Regions from separate parts of the Homo sapiens genome. Here all the other regions are linked to region 2. Evidence: chromatin contacts called from ENCODE Hi-C or POLR2A ChIA-PET data. All regions are on one chromosome and are shown on one strand. The core of a region is the stretch at or near the end of the contact, and the rest is flanking DNA. Distances in the headings are between cores, read along the strand shown.

Region 1 (4,500 bases), core at 555-3,054, 480 kb after region 2:
TAACATTTAAACAGGCTTTAACAGATGTGCTAGGGAAACACTGTGAAGATAGCAGTCCCCTGACCATTGGATGCAACTTGCAGCATTATTGCATCATCTTCTAAAAAGAAAGAACTGAAAGCTAGAAATGTCTGTACTTACTCTGTAGGTTACAGCAAAATAACGATGAGGTGGAAAAAATGTAGTTAGGCACAGCTTGGTTTTATACATTGTAGGGAGACATGAGACATCAATCAGTATGTGTAAGATGTACATTGGTTCAGTCCAGAAAAGTGAGACAACTTGAAGTGCTGGGGGTGGGGTGAGGGGGCACTTCCAAGTCACAGGCAGATAAAAGACAAATGGTTACATTTTTTTTGTCTTTTTTTTTTGAGACAGAGTCTTGCTGTGTTGCCCAGGCTGGAGTGCAGTGGTGAGATCTCGGCTCACTGCACCCTCCACCTTCCCAGGGGTTCAAGCAGTTCTTGTGCCTCAGCCTCCCGAGTAGCTGGGATTACAGGCATGCGCCACCACGCCTGGCTAATTTTTTGTATTTTTAGTAGAGACAAGGTTTTGCCATGTTGGCCAGGCTGGTTTTGAACTCTTGGCCTGAAGTGATCCGCTCGCTTTGGCCTCCCTAAGTATGGGCTTACAGACCTGAGCCACCGTGTCCAGCCGGTTGACTCTCTGATTAGCCTTTCACGGAATATACAGTTTACCTGTGACAAAGGTAGAGGAATAGTCACTTATGCCTTTGTCTGGCTTAGTGAATCTGCAGTTTTACATAAACAGTAGGGCAGAGGAAGCAATCAGATATGCATTTTTCTTAGGTGAGCAGAGGGATGACTGAGTTCTGTCCTTTGTTTGTACCTGTGAAGATAAACTGTCAATTTACATTGCCTGGGTGAAATTCAGCAGAATTGTTTTGAGGGGAAGATCTTGAGGCCCACAAGGAATTTCCTTGTAGGTAAATTGTAAGGGACGTATATAGCTTTTTTTTTTTTTTTTTTTTTTGAATCTTTGTAGCTATCTTATTTAGGAATAAAATGGGAGGCAGGTTTGCCTGATGCAGTTCCTAGCTTGACTTTTCCCTTTGGCTTAGTGATTTTGGGGTCCCAGAAATTTATTTTTCTATCACAGTATGTCCTTATGATGTCATTATAGTCTCAGGGTTGTCATAAAATTTAGAGTGGAATGAAATAATTTTGATTCAGGTTAATCTATAAAGTTTGATGCCCAACTGTGCTTCACATAGGAGAGAGTGGCTTAGTGTGACGTCGTATCTACATACCCAAAATAGGAATCATAATTCTAGATCACTTTTTAAAAAGGACATAGAGCTGATTATTCATATGTTTTGTTTCTTTTAAATCAGTCACTGGTTTTATCCTGTGCTCCAAAAGATATTACCACTATTTCTCAAAGTGTTTAGGCATCTGGATAACAATCAACAAGTTCATTCAGTTTTCCACATGTTTTGGTCTCCTGGGAGCCAAGCACCCAAGCTGCTGATTTATTTGAGGAGCAGAGAGAAAGACATATTTTTGTTTCTTCAGTTTTCTGATTTATTTGTATACCTGCCAGAAGTTTTAGAAACCACAATGCCTGGCATGTTAAATAAGATCATAGTGAAGTTTGCTGGAGAGTGGAGTTGGGAAGATGAGGAGTGCCAATGATTTTACAAGGAATTATTTTCACAGTTTTGTCCTTTGGAGACAGGACTCTTGAGTTGGAGGAAATGGGCCAGCCATGTGCTGGGAATATATGCTAAGAAATAACTGCTTTTCTGTCTCTTGTGTTTCTACTCCTATGGTAGCAAAACCACATACAGACATTTAGGTGACGTGACTGGGCTGCTGTGATGATACAGCCTCAGTTTCATTTCAAGTTGCTGTAATGACCTGTGTTCCTCTTTTTAAAGATAATGGGAAATTCATCCGAGTTCCAGAAAGCCGTCAAGTTAGTGATCAACACAGTTTCATTTGACAAAGATTCCACCGTCCAAGTCTTTGAGGCCACGATAAGGTAAAATAATGAATATTCATAAAATGAATTGGAGACTTCTTTTTATGTGTTTAAAGAAAAAAATACCTTTGAGGGTCTTTTTGCCACATGATCCAGGCAGGGAGTCCATATGGGCTTTATGGGTGCAGTGTGCATTTTTCATGTTCATATCTGTCAAAACTGGAACAATTATTTCAAAGTAATCACATTCCGGACTGAAGGGAAAGACACGTTTGTATTTTGTTTTGTTTTTATAGATTAAACTCTTTTTTTTTTTTTTTTTGAAATGGAGTCTCTGCCACCTAGGCTGGAGGGCAGTGGTGCAATCTTGGCTCACTGCAATCTCCACCTCCCAGGTTCAAGGCATTCTCATATCTCAGCCTCCAGAGTAGCTGGGATTACAGGCACTCACCACCACACCTAAGTTTTGTATTTTCAGTAGAGATGAGATTTCACCATGTTGGCCAGGCTGGTCTCGAACTCCTGACCTCAAGTGATCCGCCTGCCTTGGCCTCCCAAAGTGCTGGGATAACAGGCATGAGCCACCATGCCTGGGTACATTTATGTTTTAACGGGGGTGTAAAATAGGTGTCTGTCTAGTACAGAATTTCATGGTTTCCCTTTATAGTCTGATTTCATTTTCTTCTTTCACCGTGTCCTAGGACAACCCCTACATATTTCTGAAGGAAATGAGAGTTTCCCATCTTACCACCCACAGAAAATCACTGCTTACCATTTTAGTATATTTCTTTGTTAGGTATATCTCTCACTTCTATTTCTCTCTCTGTCTCTCTCTTTTTCTCTATTTGTTTAGTGGATTGGGATCATGCTGTATACCTAGTATATTGTATATTGCTTTTTTTGATACATTGTGGTTATTTTCCTGTTTACATCTTTTGAAAATTGTATCAACTGCATAACATTCCAGTTCACAGATGTAATACTTATTTAAAATTAAATTGGTGAAAACCTTTGTTCTGACATATATCACAGCCTACTTCAGATCTTTAGAATGGGACTTTATGGGTCTACAAGGACTTAGGTATAAGCTGGTAGCCTGCTGCCTCTTAGTAGGTCATTTTTTCCTCCTCCTCTTCACCTTGCCTCTTTACCAGATGTTACGGTGTTAGGGAAGTTGCTTGGCAGCCAAAACAACAAAAATTACTTAGTATTTGTTGTCTTACCTTTCTCTGTTTTTTTTTTTTTAATTTGAATTAAATTAAATTTTTTTTTTCATTTTAGAGCAGGGTCTTGCTCTGTTGCCCAGGCTGAAGTGCAGTGGTGCTATCACGGCTCACTGCAGCCTTGAACTCCTGGGCTCAAGCGATCCTCCCACCTCAGCCTCCCAAATAGCTGGGACTACAGGCAAATGTCACCATGCCCAGCTTCTGTTTTTTTATGAGTGTTTTCCCCAAGTGAAATAAATCAGGAGTAATTTAATAATACTAATAGGTAATATTTATTCTGAGAACAGTTAGTACACTCTTATTTTTTTTTTTAAGAGACAGGGTCCTGCTCTGTTACACAGGCTAAAGTGTAGTGGCATGATTGTAGCAGTCTTCAATTTCTAGGTTCAAGAGATCGTCCTGCCTCAGCCTCCCAAGTAGCTACTAGGACTACTGGTGTGTGCCACTACATGCGGCTAATTTTTTTTATTTTTAATAGAGACAGGGTCTTGCCTTGTTGCCCAGGCTAGTCTTGAACTCCTGGCCTCAAGAGATGCATCTCTCTTGGCAAAGTGCTGGGACTACAGGCGTGAGCCACCGCACCCAGCCAACTCCCTTTTCTTAATGCCCTAAGATTTAGATTACCAAAATTGTTACTATTTTAAATAGCATTGTTTTTGGTAGTCTCGAATAAATGATTCCCTTTCTCTCTTTTAGTAATATGGTTAACAAAAATCAATCGTGTATTCTTAGAGCTAGAAAGGAATTCAAGAGTCCATTAAGTCAGGTCTCTCTGACGTCAGGCAGTTCTGAGTCTATGTGGATATGAACATACTTCTATCTTTCTGAATTGGATTATGTGCATTTACAAGCAACACGATTGTATTATCTTTTTGTTCTTCCTGTCATTAGGGTCCTGGGAAGCCTCCTTTCTGCTCACAGAATAATAACTGACTCCAAGCAGCCCTTTGGTGACATGACAATTAAGGACTATGATAATGAGTTGTTATACATGGCCCATGACCTGGCGGTGCGGCTCCTCCCTGCTTTTGAAAACACCAAGACAGGGATTCCATATCCTCGGGTGGGTAGACTGGTTTGACCCTTTGTGTTTGACAATTCACTATCTTCCTGAATTAAAATTCTTTGCTTACTAATTTATTTGGGAGAAGGAATGGGATGGAGGTAGATGAGAAAAGCAGTGTCCTTAGAAGAATTTGGCCTTAAATATGATGTAAATATTTTAAAATTCATTCAGCATTTACTGAACATCCACTGTATGAAAGGCAAACAGTGATATATCTGACTTATTCCTTCCCCTTAAAGAGTAGATGTTCTGTGAAGTTCAGTA
Region 2 (5,003 bases), core at 254-2,753:
AGCTACCACAGCTCCTGTGGTTTCTCCCCCACCAAGTCGTTTGCCGGTGTGTACTCCTGGAAACCTGCAGCCCACAGCTGGAGTTCTGCAGAAGCTTAATGAGAATTCGTGCTGGCCCGGGATTAAGGCAGGGCCTCACATCTGAACTGCGTACCCATGTTCCAAAGTCTAAATGTGGTGGGGAAGAGCCCCAAGGCTGTGTAGGGCCTGCCCAGTGGCCCACTGAGGAAGGGACGCCATGCTTTGATCATAAAGGCCACTTGATGTGCAATTAATGACTTGATAAAAAGTACAATGCCTACTGAGGCCCTGTCAGTGCTCTGAGAAAACAGGGTGAAATGAGGACACAGGTGTAGATTTCCTGCAAGAAAAGCGCATGGTATGGGGTCTTCCCCGCTGCATTCTAGAATAAAATTTTGTTTGAAACCAGGAAGAGGAGGGGTTGTTTGTTTTTTGGCAAGCAAAGAGGCAGGGTCTCCATCCTTACCCCCTGATTTTTCTTAATCCCCTGGGGCTGGGGCAGGGGGACAGATGGGGTGGAGGAGAGAGAGAAACTCCTCATGTTGTTGTACCTTCCGCTCAGAGCTGGGTGAATTGTTACACATGTGTACACCTGTGTAGCCGCCACCTAAATCAAGACACAGAATGTTTCCATCATCCCAGAAAGTTCCCTCCTCTAGCCATTCTTGGCTTGAAAGAGTTAACAGCTGGTGCTAAAGACATTCATTTATATGACTAATATTTGAGTGCCTGTTACGTCCAGGGGGATTTGGATACAGTGGTGCCCCAAATGGGCACAGTGTCTGCCATTCTGGAGATTACAGTTTTGTGGGGGGCAAAGGGACAATAATACAGATTCATGCAAGATGACAGCTCTCAGCTGTGAGACACATTAGAAAGGAGAAGCTCATGGAATCCGGGGACTTCTACCTAAGCAGGGAGGCCAGGTAGCGGCTTAGGAGATCAGGTGATGACAGGTGAGTGGCCCCAACAGGTAATCATGTGAATTGCTTTCCTATGCTTTAAAGTGCTGCACTAATCAAACGGATAGTTCCAGCGAAGTACTCCCGAGGTGGTGAGCAGAACAGTAGTCCACCTAGTTTTCATAGATGTGTCTGTAGAAGGGATTGGTGTGTTTAGAAAGCAGGTACTGTGGTTCAGTGGACGTGTCTGTTTCTACGTATTTGAGATGTGATTCCCACTGAATCACTGCCTCCTTGGAACTGTGGAATCTCTGGAGCCATTGGTGCCAGCTAGCAACTTTGCCCTCCTGCATTGCAACAAAAAAGCTAAATTCACATTCCAGCTACTCAGGGCGGCTGCAGCCTGCATATGTTAACTCCTCGACTTCTCCTACTTGAGCTGCTTCTGCCGGCAAAAGATGCCATTGTAAAATTCGAGGTAGAGGGGGAAACAGGAGAAACAAAGAGTGATTAAATTTCACCTTCAGGGGGCGTTCTCATGACGCCCAACCCAGGGTGGAGATGTCCTACTTTTTACATTGCTGTGAACTGCTGGGTTGGGTACCTGCCAGTGTTCAGGCAGCAGTTACATAAGAGCTGCTTTTTTTCCTGGAATTTAGGCTCACTGCTGATGTGTGACCTTCAGCAGTAATTGCCAATAAATGCAGTGGGGCTGTTTACTGTTAGACACTGGCAACCACAGAGCAAACTCAACTCAGAACATACAGAACCTATTGCAAAGTCAGTGGAGGGATATATATATATATATATTTATATATATTTATATATGTCTGTGTGTAGATACGTGTGTGTGCGTGTATATATATATATATATATATATATATATATGCATATCACTGAGATTATTCCGTAATGACTGAAGTTGTATAATTTGGTCATGTCAGAATGTGTTTTTAAAAAATGAACTTTGCTATTGGGTTCTGATGAGCTTGTCCTATAAACTGTAGGTGAAACCACATTGTTGGAGCTAAATAATTTTTGCTTAGTTCTGTTTCTAAAAACAAATAGAGTTAGTAAAGATAGTTGTCTCAGCAGATAGGAAGATTTAAAGTTGTTCTACTGAAATGCTAGATAACTTCTATTTTAGCTCAATTTTCTTTAAAGCTTTCTGTTTTCTTAGTGTGGGTTTTCAGAGGCTGATGCAGGATCGGGCCCAGCAAACATATTTGCAAGCCTGTTCACTGTTGGTCTCCTCTGAGGTTATGAGTGAGTGGAAAGGAACTCTGAAGACTGATTCGAGCGGCTGGAGATACAAATTGTCTTTGATTTGCTGATAACTAGATCTACGGTACAGTTACATTTTTTGAATTGCATTCGGTTTCTATCAGGTTAGTCATAGAAAGAGACATCCCATTTCAAAGGAAAATTCTAGAAGCCCCAGGGTAGGAAGGGGATTACTGCTGAGGGCAGTAGAAAACAAAGGGTATTTGCAGGCCGCGATCTGTGCTGGTCTGTGATAGGCACACATGAAGCGGATGGATGGATGTGCGTGGGTGCTGTTGTGCAGACACCAGAAATAGTCACCTTAGGAAGTCTGTGTGCTCCTTTTCATTTAAGAATGATAAAGTATAATTTCTTTCATTTGTAGTAGAAATTTGTCCCTTGATAAAATGCTGGGTACATTATGTGTTGCAAGTGAGTAGATCAGTGTCGCATATGCATATATTCAGTTACTACCCAAGGTACCATAATGAGGGCCTGATTCGTGGCCTCATCCAGGAAGGACACTTAAGATTCAGTGACTTGAGGTGCAGTTTGAATTTCTATTTCAAAGCCATTCATTGGGAGTCATTTTTCTATTAAGTTAGGTTTTGCTCACCTCGCCTAAAAACACTGGGAAGACAAGATTGCAGAGTAAATATGAAGAGGCAGTAGAGGGCACTAGTTGGTTTCTCAGTTCAAAACCAGAGCACATCAGATCACTATGAATCGCCTGCTGATGTGTGAGATTGGCCTTGACTGGAGGTGCCAGCGCCTGAACGCAGTGACTGGTCCTGGGACTAAGCAGGAATACAGAACATGGGAATTTCAGAGAGCCCGTGCCCTCAAAATGTTCCCCCTAAACACATGTTCAATGAGGGCTTCACCTTTCATGTAAAAAACGTGACAATAAAAATATAATTCCATTTATTCATTTACTAAACATTATCTTTTCCTTGGGGTATTATACATTGTATTTATACAGATCTTATTTGAACATATATATCCTATTAATATGCTTATATTTATTGAAATTACAGCTTATTGCCATAAAATAACCTTATCCTCAAGGAAACATAGCCAACATCCGCATTAGAAGGAAGTGCTAGTATAGGCTATGGGTGGTTTTACCGACTTAGATACCATGTATGGCCTGGCCCCTTCCATGCCTGGCCCATGGGTTGGATTATTTAGGGAACTTGCCAGCTAGATATTGTGAAATGAAATTTACTGAAAATAAACCAAGGATTAATTAGTATTTTAGTTAGAAGGAATCCTAAAGAATATTTGCAGCCATGTGTGGTGACTCACACCTGTAATCCCAGCACTTTGGGAGCCCGAGGCAGGCGGATCACTTGAGGTCAGGAGTTCGAGATCAGCCAGGCCCACATGGTGAAACCATGTCTCTACTAAAAATACAAAATTAGCTGGGTGTGGTGGTGCATGCCTGTAGTCCCAGCTACTCAGGAGGCTGAGGCAGGAGAATCGCTTGAACCCTGGAGGCGGAGGTTGCAGTGAGCCGAGATCATGCCACTGCACTTCAGCCTGGGAGACAGAGCAAGACTCCATCACAAAAACAGACAGACACACAAAAAAAGAATATTTGCTTTGTCCTCCTTGAGTAGGTCAGGAAGTGGATGCCCAGAGAGGTTCAGTGACTGGCTCAGGGCCACACAGAGAGCCAGAGCTAAACCCTGGATGAGCCATAGTCACAGGATGCTCATGCAGTGCTCTGGGGTTTTCCAGTCTATTCCACGAAGGGATCACATTGAAAAGTGTTTTTCTGGTTAGACACGATTCTTGAAGATGCAAAGCATCCTCTGTTTTCTCAAACGGCTTCGTAAAATTTTCAAGGGAAAAGACAGTTATTAATTTAAATTTAATTTTTGTTTTAAGAATTAATTAAACTAATTTTAGAACAAGCATGACAGCAGTTTAACAGAGGAAATAGTGTGTCAGTACAATCATAAAACATAATCCCTGCCGGGTGATTAAGAAATAGATATATACTACCTATTTCTATTCTGAAAGAATTCAAGATGCTTCTCTGGACAAAGAGAGCACAGGCAAGAGAATTCAAACAGACGACATACTAGTTCCATCTTTATTTTCTTTTGCTTTTGTTTTGATTGGCAAAGGGGTAAGAGGGTAGCTCCGTGCATTCCTATGGTGAATCCATGCCTATAATTCTTTTGTTCTGATCATATTGGATCAGTATAAAGGATGCTGTAGTGGGAGGGTTTCCCATGCAAATAGTAGAATATAATACTTCTGTCTATATCTCTGTCTGCTCTAAAATGCATGGGAAATTGCTTTAATTCTGCTTTTTCTCATATGTTCTTTTTGCACTAAGGGAAGATAGCAAAAATGTTTACACAGTTTTAATTCTTTAGCATACAGAATGTAAGGGTAGAGTTAAAAATGCATTCTTGGATTGTGATCTTTCTATCATTTTGAAAATACCTTTACCTGTGCTCTGCTTTTACTTTCCTTCCCCACTCATGTCCTTCCTACCACCAGCACTGTCCCTCCCCACCCCGAGCAGGAGGCTGCATGCTTCAGAGGGAAGTTTTCTCCCTGAGATTAGTGGAGTTGGACTCATGCAGGAAAGGTCGTCTGTCCAGAATTGAGTGAGCAACCCTTGTTGTCTTTGCCGAAGTAGTTTAATGCCCTGGATCTTTCTTTCATTTTCTCTGTTGGGAAATAGACAAAAGACAGAAATCATTAGATTACATAATATAGCAGCCCTATATTAAGAGGCTTTCTTCCCTCTTGGGGATCAAACTATCAAAAGGGTAATGTTGAGCTGGACGAAGACAC
Region 3 (4,554 bases), core at 902-3,401, 350 kb after region 2:
AATACATGGGAATCTGTTGAAGACTTGAAGTTCCTTTCTTTCTTTTTTTCTTTTTTTCTTTCTTTTTTTGAGACGGAGTTTCGCTCTTGTTGCTCAGGCTGGAGTGCAATGGTGTGATCTCAGCTCACCACAACCTCCGCCTACAGGGTTCAAGCAATTCTTCTGCCTCAGCTTCCCGAGTAGCTGGGATTACAGGCATGTGCCACCCCGCCTGGCTAATTTTGTATTTTTTTTAGTAGAAGCGGGGTTTCTCCATGTTGGTCAGGCTGGTCTTGAACTCCCGACCTCAGGTGATCCTCCCGCCTTGGCCTCCCAAAGTGCTGGGATTACAGGCATGAGCCATTGCACCCAGCATTGAAGGTCCTTTCAATACGGTCATATTCTTGTGAGAAACGATGAAGACAGACAATGTCTGTGGCAGTGTGGTCAGTATACTCTGTGGCCTGATGTTTGCGGTGCCTGAAAAGTGAGAGCGTCTGTCACCTTTTCTTTATGTTCCTGTAGTGTGGCCCGTGGTAACTTTCCAATAGGAGGGCAAGAACAACTCCAAGGGCAGAAACCTTGCCCGGGCTCCATCCCTTCCTGCCGAGAGAAGTGCTCGAAGACATGGTTTTTACATAATGTTTAGAAATAAGCATCTGAGAAGTGTGGAAACATGCCGTCCTGATTTACTCAGCCCCATCGCTAAGTGCTGGCATTATCACCATCTGCTGAATGTGGAAGTTGTTGAAAAATGAGTCACCTGGCACCAAAAACCATTTCTGCTCAGAATCCCCCACACACACTAACCCATCTCTTAGTATCAACAAAAAGTCTCTGCAGCTTGTAAGTTCTGAGAAGACTAAGAGAACATGAGTTCCCCCAAGTGGCGTATGTTTATTCATCCTCTAATACACGGGCATCCATTTCCTTCATCCTTGTTGGCACACTTGCTTTAAAAGGATGCTGAACTTTGTGCATGGACAAATACAGTATTATTTCTGAATTCATAGGCAGACTGGCTGCACCAGACTCCCCTGAATCTCTTTCCCATTTTATACTCAGTATTTGTTTGATAGCTGGCACCTTAACAATGAGAAATACTATGGGTCAAAACGTAATATGATAACCTCTCATGCATCTGTAAACATGTTAACTTTCTCCTCCATAAGGGACCCCAAACCTCCTTAACTATTTTTGGGTGATGTTCATTCCTTTTCTAGTTGAGCTACACTGCCCTTTTGATATCCTGTGACTTAAATACTGAAATACAAGGTTAAATACTGAAATACAAGGTTATACTGAAATACAAGGTTAAATCGTGACTTAAATACTGAAATACAACGTTAAATCGTATTAGCACATTTTTTTTAATGAGAGGTGGGTTGGGGGTGGTAACCCCCAGGCTCTGTCACCCAGGCATTCTGGGTGAGCACCCAGAGAGCACCCCAGGCACTCTGTCACCCAGGCTAGAGTGCAGTGGCGAGATCATAGCTCACTGAAGCTTTGATTTTGCAGGCTCAAGTGATCCTTCTGCATCGGCCTCCATGACAAAATCGGGAAGAAATGCCCATAACTATAACAGACCTAGTTTCTGCAATTAGTCACATGGTCATAACTGATATTTACACCTGCCTTCTTCCCCGCCCCATTGCATGTTGGTTGTGGCTCCTTCCCTGAGCCTATATCTTCATTCCTAACCCACTGACAGTGGCCTTTTTTAATGAAGGGCATAGAATATGAGAAGGTCACAACAGGATCAGGTTGCTGTGAAAGCTGCTCCCTGCTTGAGCCCTACAACCCAAAAGATAGGATGCAGCTTGAAGTATCTGTGGCTGAGAGATGCTGTTTGGAGCTGCTGGTTAGGGGTGGATCAGCATAGAACCTCAGGATTTGGGAGCAAAGCTGTGTCCTCCTCTGCAGAGCGCTACATATTCACCTTTTGAGAAGGCTTTTTGGGTTTTCTACAGGACCTAAGGGGAGACTGAATGTTTTATCCCAAGCTGCCAAGTTACCATGTGACCTGAGCCATCCATCATGAACTGGGCATTGTGCTCACTTGCTCTTCAGAAATTGTGAAATATCAGAGCATGTGTCAACCTGCAAGAGCCCAGACAATGTTGTCACATGGATTTCTGCAAAAGTTAGGAGACCTGAGTTATGGTCCTAACCAGTGCTGCCAGCTGGCTGGGTGACTTGAGTGTTAGCTTCCTCATCTGTAAAGTAAGGGCACTCGCATGCATGTAGAAAGAATCCAGCAAACCTGGCGTAGGGTGTCATGCCATCAACTGGAGTCTATTGGGCAGTAAATCTGCTCAGTAAGGGTGTCTCCAAAAAGATTTCACCATCAGATCAGTTTGCTAAGCCTGTTTATGCCAGTTGCTTTCTTGTGTGACTTCTCAGTGTTTCTAATATTCTAATGTGCATGTTGGTGGGGGTATTGAAAGGGAGTAATATACTCACAGAGTAACATACTGTGAGAAGAGTATGTGTATTGTTCCCCAAACTTATCATAAATATATATATATAATGTATAATATAAATGTAAAAATGTATAAAACCCCTTTTTATTGCAGATACTTATTCATATCACCTGGAGGTAGGCTTTCATGGAATACAGGTTAGGAAATTCTCATCAAGTGCTCCGTTAACATAATAAGCAGTTGTTAAAATCGGTAAGATTTATGTCTGGGTTTATACATGAAATGTTTACAGAAAATAGAGATTTATGTTAAAAAGAGCCCAAGATGAAATTACATGTGTGTATTGATGATAGCTATGAAAAACGGTGTCTAATTATATCAAGGAAAAGAGAAAAATAAGAGATGGGTAGTGTTTGAGAACTGAGTGATTGTTCTTCTATTTATTGAATTAATCAGTTTAATCAATTAAGTTATCAAATGAAGTGTTGGACTGAATGGGTTTTCAGACTGTACCCCTGGTGGCCACGAACAAGGACATGGTCAAGGAGAGAGTGATCAGGATTCTGGGGTTCTACCCTCTGCTTTAACAAAGCAATTTGGCTTTTATCTGAAAGTGGAGACACAGGTTGAGGGGTCAGGACGCCTGAGTTCAAATCTTATCTCCCACAGTCACTGGCAATATGACCTTGGGCCATCTCTCTGACCTCTTGTATCTTTCTCTGTAAAATGGAAGAAATAAGAACAGCTCTCTTGTAAAATTGTGGTCCAGATGAAATGCGATAATCCAGGTAAAGTACAAAGCACAATACCAGGCACATAGTCATGTACTTAATAAATGTGAACTACTAACATTCTTCTAGACTGGGCATGGTGGTTCATGCCTGTAACCCCAGCACTTTGGGAGGACAAGGTGGGAGGACCGCTTGAAGCCAGGAGTTCAAGACCAGCCTAGGCAATAAATCATGACCCTGTCTCTATAAAAATTAAAAAAAAAAATTATCTGGGTGTGGTGGCACACACCTACCTGTAGAGGCTGAGGTGGGAGGATCTCTTGAGCCCAGGAGTTTGAGGCTGCTGTGAGCTATGATGGTGCCACTGCATCCTGGCCTGGGTGGGTGACAGAGGGAGAGACACTGTCTCTTAAAAAAAAACAAAATGTGTTTGTAAGTGGGCAAACAAGGTGTTTCACAGCTAAAAGGGCTTGAGAAACATAGGACTTGAGCATGTGTGTGTGTTTCTTTAAAGGTATTTTTCATCTCTAAGAGTCTGAGATCTTGCCGTATGACAGGCATATTTTGAGACAGACAATTCCCCCATCCCTACTGCCTCACTGTCACTTCTGGTCTGTTTCCCAAATGCAAAACAAACAAAATCTCTTTGTTACATGGTAGTTGCCTGCTCCTTTTCGCTAATTTTGGTTCTTCTTCTAAATATGAGAACCAGCAGAAAAGTCATAGAGGCTTGCAGTATATCTTCACACAGAGACACACTTAACTCTTGATAAACAGAGTACGAGAGGACAGACGCGGTGGCTTATACCTGTAATCTCAGCACTTTGGGAGGCTGAGGAGGGAGGATCACGAAGTCAGGAGCTCGAGACCAGCTGACCAACATGGTGAAACCCTGTCTCTACTGAAAATACAAAAATTAGCTGGGCGTGGTGGCGGGTGCTTGCAATCCCAGCTACTCAGGGGGCTGAGACAGGAGAATCACTTGAACCTGGGGAGGTGGAGGTTGCAGTGAGCCAAGATTGTGCCACTGCACTCCAGCCTGGGCGACAGAGCAAGACTCTGTCTCAAAACAAACAAACACCCAACAGAGCAGGGGAACAGGCTAACTGGCTTGTGCTTTCAATGTAAACACTGAAATGTACATTTACTGCAAAGTGTCTTCATACTAGTAACTGATTAAAAATGGAGGCCACATTTTTTTTTAATAGAAACATACTTCTTCCTTTACCAAATAGTTGGGTTCATAACGTGAACCAAATTTTTAGTGCTGGCCGGGCGTGGTGGCTCATGTCTGTAATCCAGCACTTTGAGAAGCTGAGGTGGGAGGATTGCTTGAGCCCAGAAGTTCAAGACAGCCTGGGCAATGACTGCTATTTTTGTAGTGAGTCTTCATTTCTACAAAAATAAAAATAAAATACTTA

What was found. Hi-C counts contacts between places; a loop is a spot of excess contacts on that map. ChIA-PET counts read pairs that join two places held with the same protein, here RNA polymerase II (POLR2A). Pooled maps may share reads with other maps.
Region 1: a map of posterior cingulate gyrus shows a loop between it and region 2 (4-fold over the local background). The contact joins two enhancer-like sites. A Hi-C loop is called at or near these places in 8 of 168 maps with a recorded cell type or tissue (B cell, CD8-positive, alpha-beta T cell, PC-9 and 4 more), 3 of 37 single-sample maps with no recorded cell type and 9 of 50 pooled maps. POLR2A ChIA-PET finds 5 or more read pairs at or near these places in 3 of 52 experiments (MCF 10A, OCI-LY7 and common myeloid progenitor, CD34-positive).
Region 3: a loop to region 2 is called in a map of gastrocnemius medialis, with 4 times the contacts of the local background. The contact joins two enhancer-like sites. A Hi-C loop is called at or near these places in 9 of 168 maps with a recorded cell type or tissue (K562, Ramos, body of pancreas and 6 more) and 5 of 50 pooled maps. POLR2A ChIA-PET finds 5 or more read pairs at or near these places in 6 of 52 experiments (HEK293, MCF 10A, OCI-LY7 and 3 more).

The regions. Positions count from the first base shown.
Region 1 is chr3:5,197,692-5,202,191 of GRCh38, forward strand. It overlaps EDEM1 (ER degradation enhancing alpha-mannosidase like protein 1), which reads left to right. Exons shown (of 12, transcript NM_014674.3): 3 at 1,901-2,004; 4 at 4,062-4,233. Among named protein-coding and RNA genes, the nearest start is that of EDEM1, 12 kb to the left of the region's middle. RefSeq lists an enhancer at 1-140. Within about 2 kb of position 1,805, at least 7 of the 41 ENCODE cell types and tissues checked have a DNase peak (open chromatin) inside an H3K27ac peak, as active enhancers do.
Region 2 is chr3:4,719,393-4,724,395 of GRCh38, forward strand. All of the region lies in intron 40 of ITPR1 (inositol 1,4,5-trisphosphate receptor type 1), which reads left to right. Among named protein-coding and RNA genes, the nearest start is that of EGOT, 30 kb to the right of the region's middle. RefSeq lists an enhancer at 1-22. Within about 2 kb of position 1,504, at least 24 of the 41 ENCODE cell types and tissues checked have a DNase peak (open chromatin) inside an H3K27ac peak, as active enhancers do; they include gastrocnemius medialis, where a contact is called at or near this core.
Region 3 is chr3:5,070,525-5,075,078 of GRCh38, forward strand. No RefSeq gene overlaps it. Among named protein-coding and RNA genes, the nearest start is that of ARL8B, 49 kb to the right of the region's middle. Within about 2 kb of position 2,152, at least 2 of the 41 ENCODE cell types and tissues checked have a DNase peak (open chromatin) inside an H3K27ac peak, as active enhancers do; they include gastrocnemius medialis, where a contact is called at or near this core.